Linked DNA regions of Homo sapiens: all the other regions are linked to region 1. The links are chromatin contacts, found by Hi-C or POLR2A ChIA-PET in ENCODE. All regions are on one chromosome and are shown on one strand. The core of a region is the stretch at or near the end of the contact, and the rest is flanking DNA. Distances in the headings are between cores, read along the strand shown.

Region 1 (2,785 bases), core at 175-2,674:
AAACTGCGCTATTCTGTAAATATTCAGTCTATTGATGAAGAGCTCTGCAAACAGGGGCAGCTCCTAAGCAAGGCAGAGAGAACCTGGAAGGAACTGAAGAAGACAGAGAAAAATGGCAGATGTGCCTGTCTTGATGGTTGGGGTGGGAGGACTTACATATACACTCTGTGTTCAATGCATGGGAGGTGAGGCAGAGGGGGCAGCAGAGAAATTCAGAGTAACTCTCTTAATCCTTGGCTTTGCCTGACTGGCTAGAAGTGTAGTTCTTTTTTTTCTTTTTTTTTTTTTTGAGACAGAGTCTCTCTGTGTCACCCAGGCTGGAGTGCAGTGGCACAATCTCGGCTCACTGCAAGCTCCGCCTCCCGGGTTCACGCCATTCTCCTGCTTTGGCCTCCCGAGTAGCTGGGACTACAGGCACCTGCCACCACGCTCGGCTAATTTTTTTTTGTATTTTTAGTAGAGAAAGGGTTTCACCATATTAGCCAGGATGGTCTCGATCTCCTGACCTCGTGATCTGCCTGCCTCGGCCTCCTGAAGTTCTGGGATTACAGGCGTGAGCCACTGCGCTTGGCTGAAGTGTAGTTCTGTTAATTATAATGATGCAAATACTTATTGTGCACTTCCTGTATACCCTGTGTAGTTTATTAACTTTTCACAAAATGCTCTAAGGTAACCAGAGTCATCGTCAGGGATGAAACTTAGACAATTTGGTTCTAGAGTCAACATTCTTTTCTTTTCTTTTTCTTTCTTTTTTTTTTTAGGTGACGAATCGTAAGTGTATAGCTCTGTGAGTGTTGTGAGTGTCTATTATGTTTACAACCACCGTAACCACCACCACCATCAAGGCAGAGAACATTTCTATTCTCTGAAACGTGTCTCCAGGCAACACCACCAGCAGATGTAACTGTTCAGACTTCCATCACCGGAGATTAGTTTTGCCTGCTCTTGAACTTCGAGTTAGTAGATTCACACAATAGATGCTCTTTTGGGCCTGGCTCTTCTCACCCAACATTAAGTGAGATTCATCCACGTTGTGGTATGTGCAGAGCCTGCATCTTAACTGCTCTGTTCTGCCTCTCATCACATTAACTAATTCCGTGTTGCCTTCCAGAAATGTTTCCTTGGAAAGTGGATTGGGTTTTGCAGAGCTGACTGAGCCTGAAGGAGTGGAGCGAGAACACAGAAGGTTAAGTTCAGAGGGTGGCCCAGAAGAGAACTTTTTAGATAACTCCCTGGTGCTGCACAATTCTGTCTCTCACGGCCAAGTTTCGTGGTCCCAGACTCACTGGTATCAGCACAAGTTCCTCTTTTGATTTTGTTTCTCCTTTCACAGAACTAACTTAATCACCACTGCTTTCTCAAACACGTGGACAGCATTCTCAGGCATCATTTAGGGCAGTGGTTTTCAACTGAGGGGTAAGTTTGCTCTGCTGTTACCTTCCCCCACCTTGGGGCATTTGGAAACATGGCAACACCTGGAGATAGTTTTGGTTGTCAAAACAGGGGGCAAGGGGAGTTCTACTGGCATTAGTGGGTAGAGGCCAGGGATACTGCTCAACACCCTTCAATGCACAGGACAGCCTCTCACAACAAAGAATTATCCAGCCCCAAATGTTAAGTGTGCTGTGATCAAGAAGTCCTGGTCTAGGGTCAACACAGGAAGTTGGTGGCTGTTCCCTTTTCTGATATAGTAAGAGAGCAGACACAGCGGAATGAATAGAGCTCTTGACCAAGAGTCAGAAGATCTGGGTTCAGGGCCCCACTTTGCACCAACTAGCTGTCTGACCTTGTTGAGATCATTTAACCTCCGCAAGGCTGATTTCCTCGTCTGTCACTTAGGAGCTGTGACGCCTGCCTTTCTTACTTACACGCTTGTTGTCAGAATCACAAGTGAGAATGTCAGTGGAATCTCTTTGAAATGCTTACATGTTATTGTTTTATTTGACTGTGACAGCAAATCAAGCTTATATGGGTGTTTTTGTGTCTAATGTCAATGCAAGAATAGTTTCGGCAGGGTTTCTGTTGCCCTGTGTTCAATTTCCAGGGTCATAGCCTCCTTCTCACATTTGTGTGGGAAAGGAGCTCATATACAAAGGGTGTTTCCTGGAACTGTGGGCAGGGCTTCAAACATCCCTGCAATTCTCTAAGCCTGCAGCTCTCCACACTGAAACTTGTGGTCTAGAAATTCTCTTTTAAATGCTTGTGAGACCTCTGAAGGGGTTCGCTCCAGAAAAGCAGGGCCTTTTTAGCACTGAAAGTTGGATTTTATTTTGCCACATAAGAGACTTAGGGCTGTCGCCCCTCCTGGGTGAAGATATGCAGTGTTATGGCAACATCAGTCTGATAGAACGTTGTTGAGCTCAATGTGCTGTGCCACATAGTGGAGAGAGGGGGCACAATTCTCTCTGAGAGGCAAGAGCCCTGGTGCTGTGCAAGCTGGCACCAAAACAACATTGGGTATTGGTCAAAACCTTGGGGATCTTTGCCTTGTGAATACACAGGAGAGTGAGGTGAGGCAGTTAACAGTTCTACTCAAACACAATTGTTGAAGGGAGACTTAGTAAGGAATAGTGTGGGACATGGATATTTTGTCATCATTAACAACATAAACAGTGTTTGGATTCAAGGGGCAAATTTGCCCTAGACTAAAGGCTGTTCTGGTCCCATCTAACAAAGTTTTAAAGCAAGTCTCAAAAGGGTCAAACTATTTCCAAGTAATTTAACTGCACCCCAGGACAAAGCTGAAGAACATTTAAAATAATGTAGGAATACCCAGCACCAATTA
Region 2 (2,785 bases), core at 158-2,657, 110 kb after region 1:
TTTCTCTTTGCATTTCTGACTTTAGTAACCTCTGTCTTCACAGTTGATTTTCTATTTTTTATCATAATCAGGAGCTTCTTTGTATCCTCTCCCTGTGTTTTTGGCTTCAAAATCTCTTTTATATGCTATCAACTTTACCAACTATTTTCTTTTTGTCGTATGAGTTTCCTCATTAAACCTTTTTATTTTAGCATTTCTGCATTTTTTGGGTAACAGATTCCTATTTTTAAGCAACATACGTATTGTTGGGTCTTATGTTTTAATCCAATATGAGAATTTGTCTTTTTAGAAATCAATGGCCTAAGGCCGGGCGCGGTGGCTCACGCCTGTAATCCCAGCACTTTGGGAGGCCGAGGTGGGCGGATCACAATGTCAGGAGATCAAGACCATCCTGGCTAACACGATAAAACCCCGTCTCTACTAAAAATACAAAAAATTAGCCGGGCCTGGTGGCGGGTGCCTGTAGTCCCAGCTACTCGGGAGGCTGAGGCAGGAGAATGGCGTGAACCCGGGAGGTGGAGCTGTGGCAGTGAGCCGAGATGTTGCCACTGCACTCCAGCCTGGGTGACAGAGTGAGACTCCGTCTCAAAAAAAAAAAAAAAGAAATCAATGGCCTAAATATATAAAGTTCTTTGGGGAGAAGCTAGTGTATTGATATGAGATGGGCTCCCAGCTACTAGCTGTGGACTTTCTACAAGTTCCTTAAATACCCTGTGAGGAAGCTACTTACAGGCGTCTTTATCTGTAAAATAATGTTAATAAGCACACCAACGTGATAGAGTTGCTTCGAAGATTAAATGAGATCAAGAGCAATCAGAAATAGAAGCATATTAAAGCATATTAAACTGATTATTTGTAAAATGCAATTGTCAATATTTGCTATGATAGACATTATGTCTGGAAATACCATCCAAAGCAAGTTTCTTGGCAGTTAGAAAGCAAGTTGGTTAAACGATGATCTATGCTCAAAATGGGGATAATCAGTTCTATACTTTTCTCCAACCATATTTTAAATTTTTCTTTGAGATAATGGGAATAACTTACAAGAAAAACTGCTGAGAAGCAGTGGTCCAAAGCCTTTTTAGAAGCTCTCAGGGTTCAGTTCAAGTTGTCCATCTCCATTTCTGGCTGCACCTGGAGCTTCACAGCTTGACTTAAATTCGGCCATGTCAGGAATCACTCACTGCCTTGCTTTCCATTTAGTTAATTAAGTGCTTAGGTTTACAAATAAGTTATTTGCTCTCATGACGGGTATGGAAGCTGCAGGCTTTGCTGTGCCTTGGCAATTCTCATCAGGCGTGGAAAAACTGAAACTAAGAAAAACCAACCAAGCGATGATAGATTTTCCACTTCCTGGATTGTGTGACTTGCTCATCCAATGAAAGGCAATGAGGGTGGGGTGGGGGGCAACCAGAGATGAGGACTGATTCTCAGCTTGTTGTTCTCCTCAGCAGTCCTCCAGCCCCTGTACAGCTGGAACCTCTGCATCAGTGAAAGCTGCTAGGAATTCAAAGTGCGTTCACATTCACTTCTGCTCCTCAGGATCAGAGGCAGTGAGGAAAGCTAAAAAAAAGTCTGAGGTTTAAATTGGAACCCATTTTTAACTTTTCAAATGTTCTTGGTATTTTAAGATCCAGAAAACCTTAAATCAGACAATTCTATATTACCAAACTGAAGAATAGTCTATAATATCATAATCTGATATGCTCCAGACTGACCTGATTTATTTTTACTTGTATGAACTTCAAATCTGATGGCTTTTATTTGATCCCTCAGAGGATGCTGTAGGTCCATTTCCCATCTGATGCAATAGAGGTGTCTTTTTTTTTTTTTTTTTTTTAAACTTCTCTGATAATAATCATCATCTGGTGTCTTGTTACACAAATGTTTCTAAGTTCCTCCCTAGAGATTCTGCTTCAGTGGGTCTGGGATGGGGCCTCAGATTTGTGGTCTCTTTTTCTGTTTGTTTGTTTGTTTTTTTGAGACAGAGTCTCACTCTGTCATCCAGGCTGGAGTGCAGTGGCGCGATCTTGGCTTACTGCAACCTCCACCTCCTAGGTTCAAGTGATTTTCCTGCCTCAGCCTCCTGCTTAGCTGGGACTACAGACACACACCACCACACCCGGCTAATTTTTGTATTTTTAGTAGAGACGGTGTTCTACCATGTTGGCCAGGCTGGCCTCAAACTCCTCATCTCAAGTGATCCACCCACCTCGGCCTCCCAAAGTGCTGAGATTACAGGCATGAGCCATCGTGCCCAGCCGGATTTGTGTTCTTAACATTAGCTTGGGCAACAGTGGAGTAGACTGAGGGGATAGATTCTACTTTTACAATTAGAAAGCCTTGGGCTCAAGTCCTGGGTCTTTCACTTGCTCGTTATGTGGTCTTGCACAAATTACTTAATCTTCCTCAATCTCATCTGAAAAACAACTGGAGATAAAAATATCTAAAAGTGTTGTCAAGAGGATTAAAATAACTAACACCCTTGATAGCATCCACTTTTCTCAGTATTGCTAAATCATTTCTACCCAGGTTAATTTGAAGATTATCTGTGAATTTATTTAGCATGCAGGCATAATGTTTTTTACTTATTTTCCTTGTTTATTTGGTGTATATTTGTGAAGCTTTTGCTGTGTGCCAGACACTGCGATTTTTAGAACACACTGAGCACTCCCTGATGGTATCACCTGCTCACATGGTCCATCTCAGGTTGTGTTTTCGTTTTTGTTTTTTGAGACAGAGTCTTGCTCTGTCTCCCAGGCTAGTGTGCAGTGGTGCGATCTTG
Region 3 (2,785 bases), core at 127-2,626, 68 kb before region 1:
TGATGGGCATGTTGGGTTTCATTGTATTCTTCTCTACTTTTATGTGTATTTGAATATTTCCATAATAAAAACTTTAAATAAAAAATGCGCTGCAAAAGAGTCTATAGAAATACACTACACAGTTAACGTGGTTATCTTAAGGGTGGGAGGACAGAAGAAGGGTTGAATAGAACTTCAGATACCTTCTGCCTCAAATGTTTTATAATGGGAAAACCACTGATACACACACACACACACACACACACACACACACACTCACTGCAGAGCCACCAATGCAAAGAGTTTCATATGTAGAAGGGAGTAGAAAATACTTACTTGATTTCCTAGATAAATGTTAGTTCCTAGGGAAATCTACAAAATAAATGTGTAAGTCGAGTGTTTCATATGTAAGGCTTGGCTGTTCCATATTAAGATTTTTTTTTTTTTTTTTTTTTTTGAGACAAAGTCTCACTCTTTTGTCCAAGCTGGAGTGCAGTGGTGTGATCTCAGCTCACTGCAACCTTCACCTCCTGGGTTCAACCGATTTTCCTGCCTCAGCCTCCCAAGTAGCTGGGACTACAGGCCTGCACCACCATGCCCGGCTAATTTTTGTATTTTTAGTAGAGACGGGGGTTTCACTATCTTGGCCAGGCTGGTCTTGAACTCCTGACCTTGTGATCCACCTGCCTGGGCCTTCCAAAGTGCTGGGATTACAGGCGTGAGACACTGTGCCCGGCCCCATATTAAGATCTTAAGGCTTGTTTTATAAAAAGGATTCCTGGGCATGTTGTATAATCAAAGGTGAAACTCCACAGCATAGCCACATGCCTCTGCACAGTCTCAGCGGCAGCAGGGAGGGCACAGCTAGTGGTCTGCCATGAATGATTTGCACTTATAGCTGGTTACCAAGCTCCATAACATGAAAAGACAGTGTCTTAAAGTACAATACCTAATTATAGCTCTCACATGGGGTCCAAGGGAGTTAATATGTAAAGGACATTTTCTGTTGCTGACTGCAATGGTAGGCTGCATTCATGGACACAGAATCTATAAAGAGGGAAATGATGGTCCATTAGCCGTGTGACCTTGTAAAAGCTAAGCTGTAGGTACCTCATCTGTGAAACAGGGATAATAGTTTTAGCCACCTCAGGGGACTATGATGTGGATTAAAGGAGAATGTATGTAAGGCACCTTGCATATGGTGAACACTCGAATGTCAACTGTTCTGGTTTTCATGTGAAAAACTGCTTACTGAACTGGAACATTTAGCTTGCGAGCAGGTGTCCCCTGATTTTAAGTATCTTCTCCTCTAACAGACATGTGGTTAGGGTCCTTGGTCTGTGGTTAATCTCATTACCCTTGCCAAGTTTAGGAATGGTCATGTCACCTAATTTTGGCCAGTGAGATAAGAGGGCTGTCTCCCGCATGATGTCTACTGTTCCTTCTCTGGATGTTACCATGCCTGAGTGAGCTGCCTGCAGTTGCAGTGGGCAACTTGGTAACAGCCTGAGGATGAAGCCAACATCAAGGATGGTGGAGCAGAGAGAAGGAAAAACACTGCATCTTCATAACATTACCAAGCAGCCCAGTCAGCTCTTCCTGAGGCCCCACTCTACCTTGGAACTTCCTTTTGTGTGAGATTTAAAAACAAAACAAAACCAACCAAACAAAAAACCCTCTTTATTTAAGCCAGTTTGAGTTAGCTTCCAAAGGCATCATGATTGATTGAACCTGCACCAGACAGGATTTGAGGTAGGGGTGGTAGCATGTATTCAGTGATGTTTATTAAGCACTTTAGAATGCAAAAATAAAGACATCAAGAAGTTCCGAGACATGAGGAACTGGGGGTTCTGGAATGATAGCAGCTTGAACTTTTTTCTACTTGCAGTTTAACCCATTTGCCTCTCCTGAGAAAAGCAGCTGCTGGGGCTTGCCGGGGGAAGATAAGGCCTGGGATGTGAATGAGGCTTCGGGCCACAGCAGAATCCTGTCAGAGAGCTGGGGCAAGATTGTCTTCCTGCCTGGGAACCATATCATAAGCCTAAGGAGGGGATCCGGGGCAAGGTCCTCGTGAATGTGTGGGTCTCCCTGCTTCTTGAAGAGCTGACCAGATGGGTTGAGTTGCCTTCACTGCTATGAAGGTGTCTGAGAGAGGTGAGGAGACTAGAAAGGGGGCAGAGAGGCTTCCTTCAAGTCCCTTGCCAGAGGACTGGCAACCCACATGCTGCTAAGCTTGAGCCTGGGAGGCTGATACTGCTGTTCCTTCTATCAGGCTGCGAATGCTGTCTCTTAAGGTACCTCAGTATCTGGAACAGAGCCCCAGTGATCAAACAAAGGAAAAGAAGATTCCTAATGGAGTCCAGTAGCCAGGGAGAATTACAAGCAGAACCCTCAGTACAGAAATAGCTGCTGACATAGATAACTTGAACCAAAGAATAAGAAAAGGAGACATAAGTGCAGCACAATAAAACTGATTCTCTGGAACCAAAAAAGGATGATTTTGAACCAGAGCTTTCAAGAGATAAATCGAAGGAGAAAGTGGTCACTGTTGATGTCTGAATTAGTGTCAGAGAAAGACATCTGAAAGCACAGAGCAAGATTACAAGGAGATAGTAAAAATCCAGAACGGAGGTGAAGGATGTAACAGAAGAGAGATGTGAGCGAAAATATTTAAAAGGTTTCTGAGATGAAGAGAGAGACTGGCCTCTCAGAGTTCTAGGAGCTGGGCGTGGTGGGTCATGCCTATAATCCCAGCATGTGGGGGAGGCAAAAATGGGAGGATAGCTTGAGGCCAGGAGTTTGAGAC

What was found. A loop is a pair of places that touch in the nucleus more often than their neighbours do. ChIA-PET counts read pairs that join two places held with the same protein, here RNA polymerase II (POLR2A). Pooled maps may share reads with other maps.
Region 2: a loop to region 1 is called in a map of dorsolateral prefrontal cortex, with 2.1 times the contacts of the local background. The contact joins two enhancer-like sites. A Hi-C loop is called at or near these places in 1 of 168 maps with a recorded cell type or tissue (dorsolateral prefrontal cortex) and 6 of 50 pooled maps. POLR2A ChIA-PET finds 5 or more read pairs at or near these places in 5 of 52 experiments (PC-9, T-cell, activated CD4-positive, alpha-beta T cell and 2 more).
Region 3: a map with no recorded cell type shows a loop between it and region 1 (5-fold over the local background). The contact joins two enhancer-like sites. A Hi-C loop is called at or near these places in 11 of 37 single-sample maps with no recorded cell type and 9 of 50 pooled maps. POLR2A ChIA-PET finds 5 or more read pairs at or near these places in 4 of 52 experiments (HepG2, WTC11, activated B cell and 1 more).

Annotation. Positions count from the first base shown.
Region 1 is chr15:58,516,915-58,519,699 of GRCh38, reverse strand. All of the region lies in intron 1 of LIPC (lipase C, hepatic type), which reads right to left. Among named protein-coding and RNA genes, the nearest start is that of LIPC-AS1, 20 kb to the right of the region's middle. Within about 2 kb of position 1,424, at least 6 of the 41 ENCODE cell types and tissues checked have a DNase peak (open chromatin) inside an H3K27ac peak, as active enhancers do.
Region 2 is chr15:58,409,078-58,411,862 of GRCh38, reverse strand. No RefSeq gene overlaps it. Among named protein-coding and RNA genes, the nearest start is that of LIPC, 22 kb to the left of the region's middle. RefSeq lists a silencer at 1,099-1,393. Within about 2 kb of position 1,407, at least 4 of the 41 ENCODE cell types and tissues checked have a DNase peak (open chromatin) inside an H3K27ac peak, as active enhancers do.
Region 3 is chr15:58,584,387-58,587,171 of GRCh38, reverse strand. No RefSeq gene overlaps it. Among named protein-coding and RNA genes, the nearest start is that of LIPC-AS1, 87 kb to the right of the region's middle. RefSeq lists enhancers at 998-1,227, 1,268-1,317, 1,628-1,707. Within about 2 kb of position 1,376, at least 2 of the 41 ENCODE cell types and tissues checked have a DNase peak (open chromatin) inside an H3K27ac peak, as active enhancers do.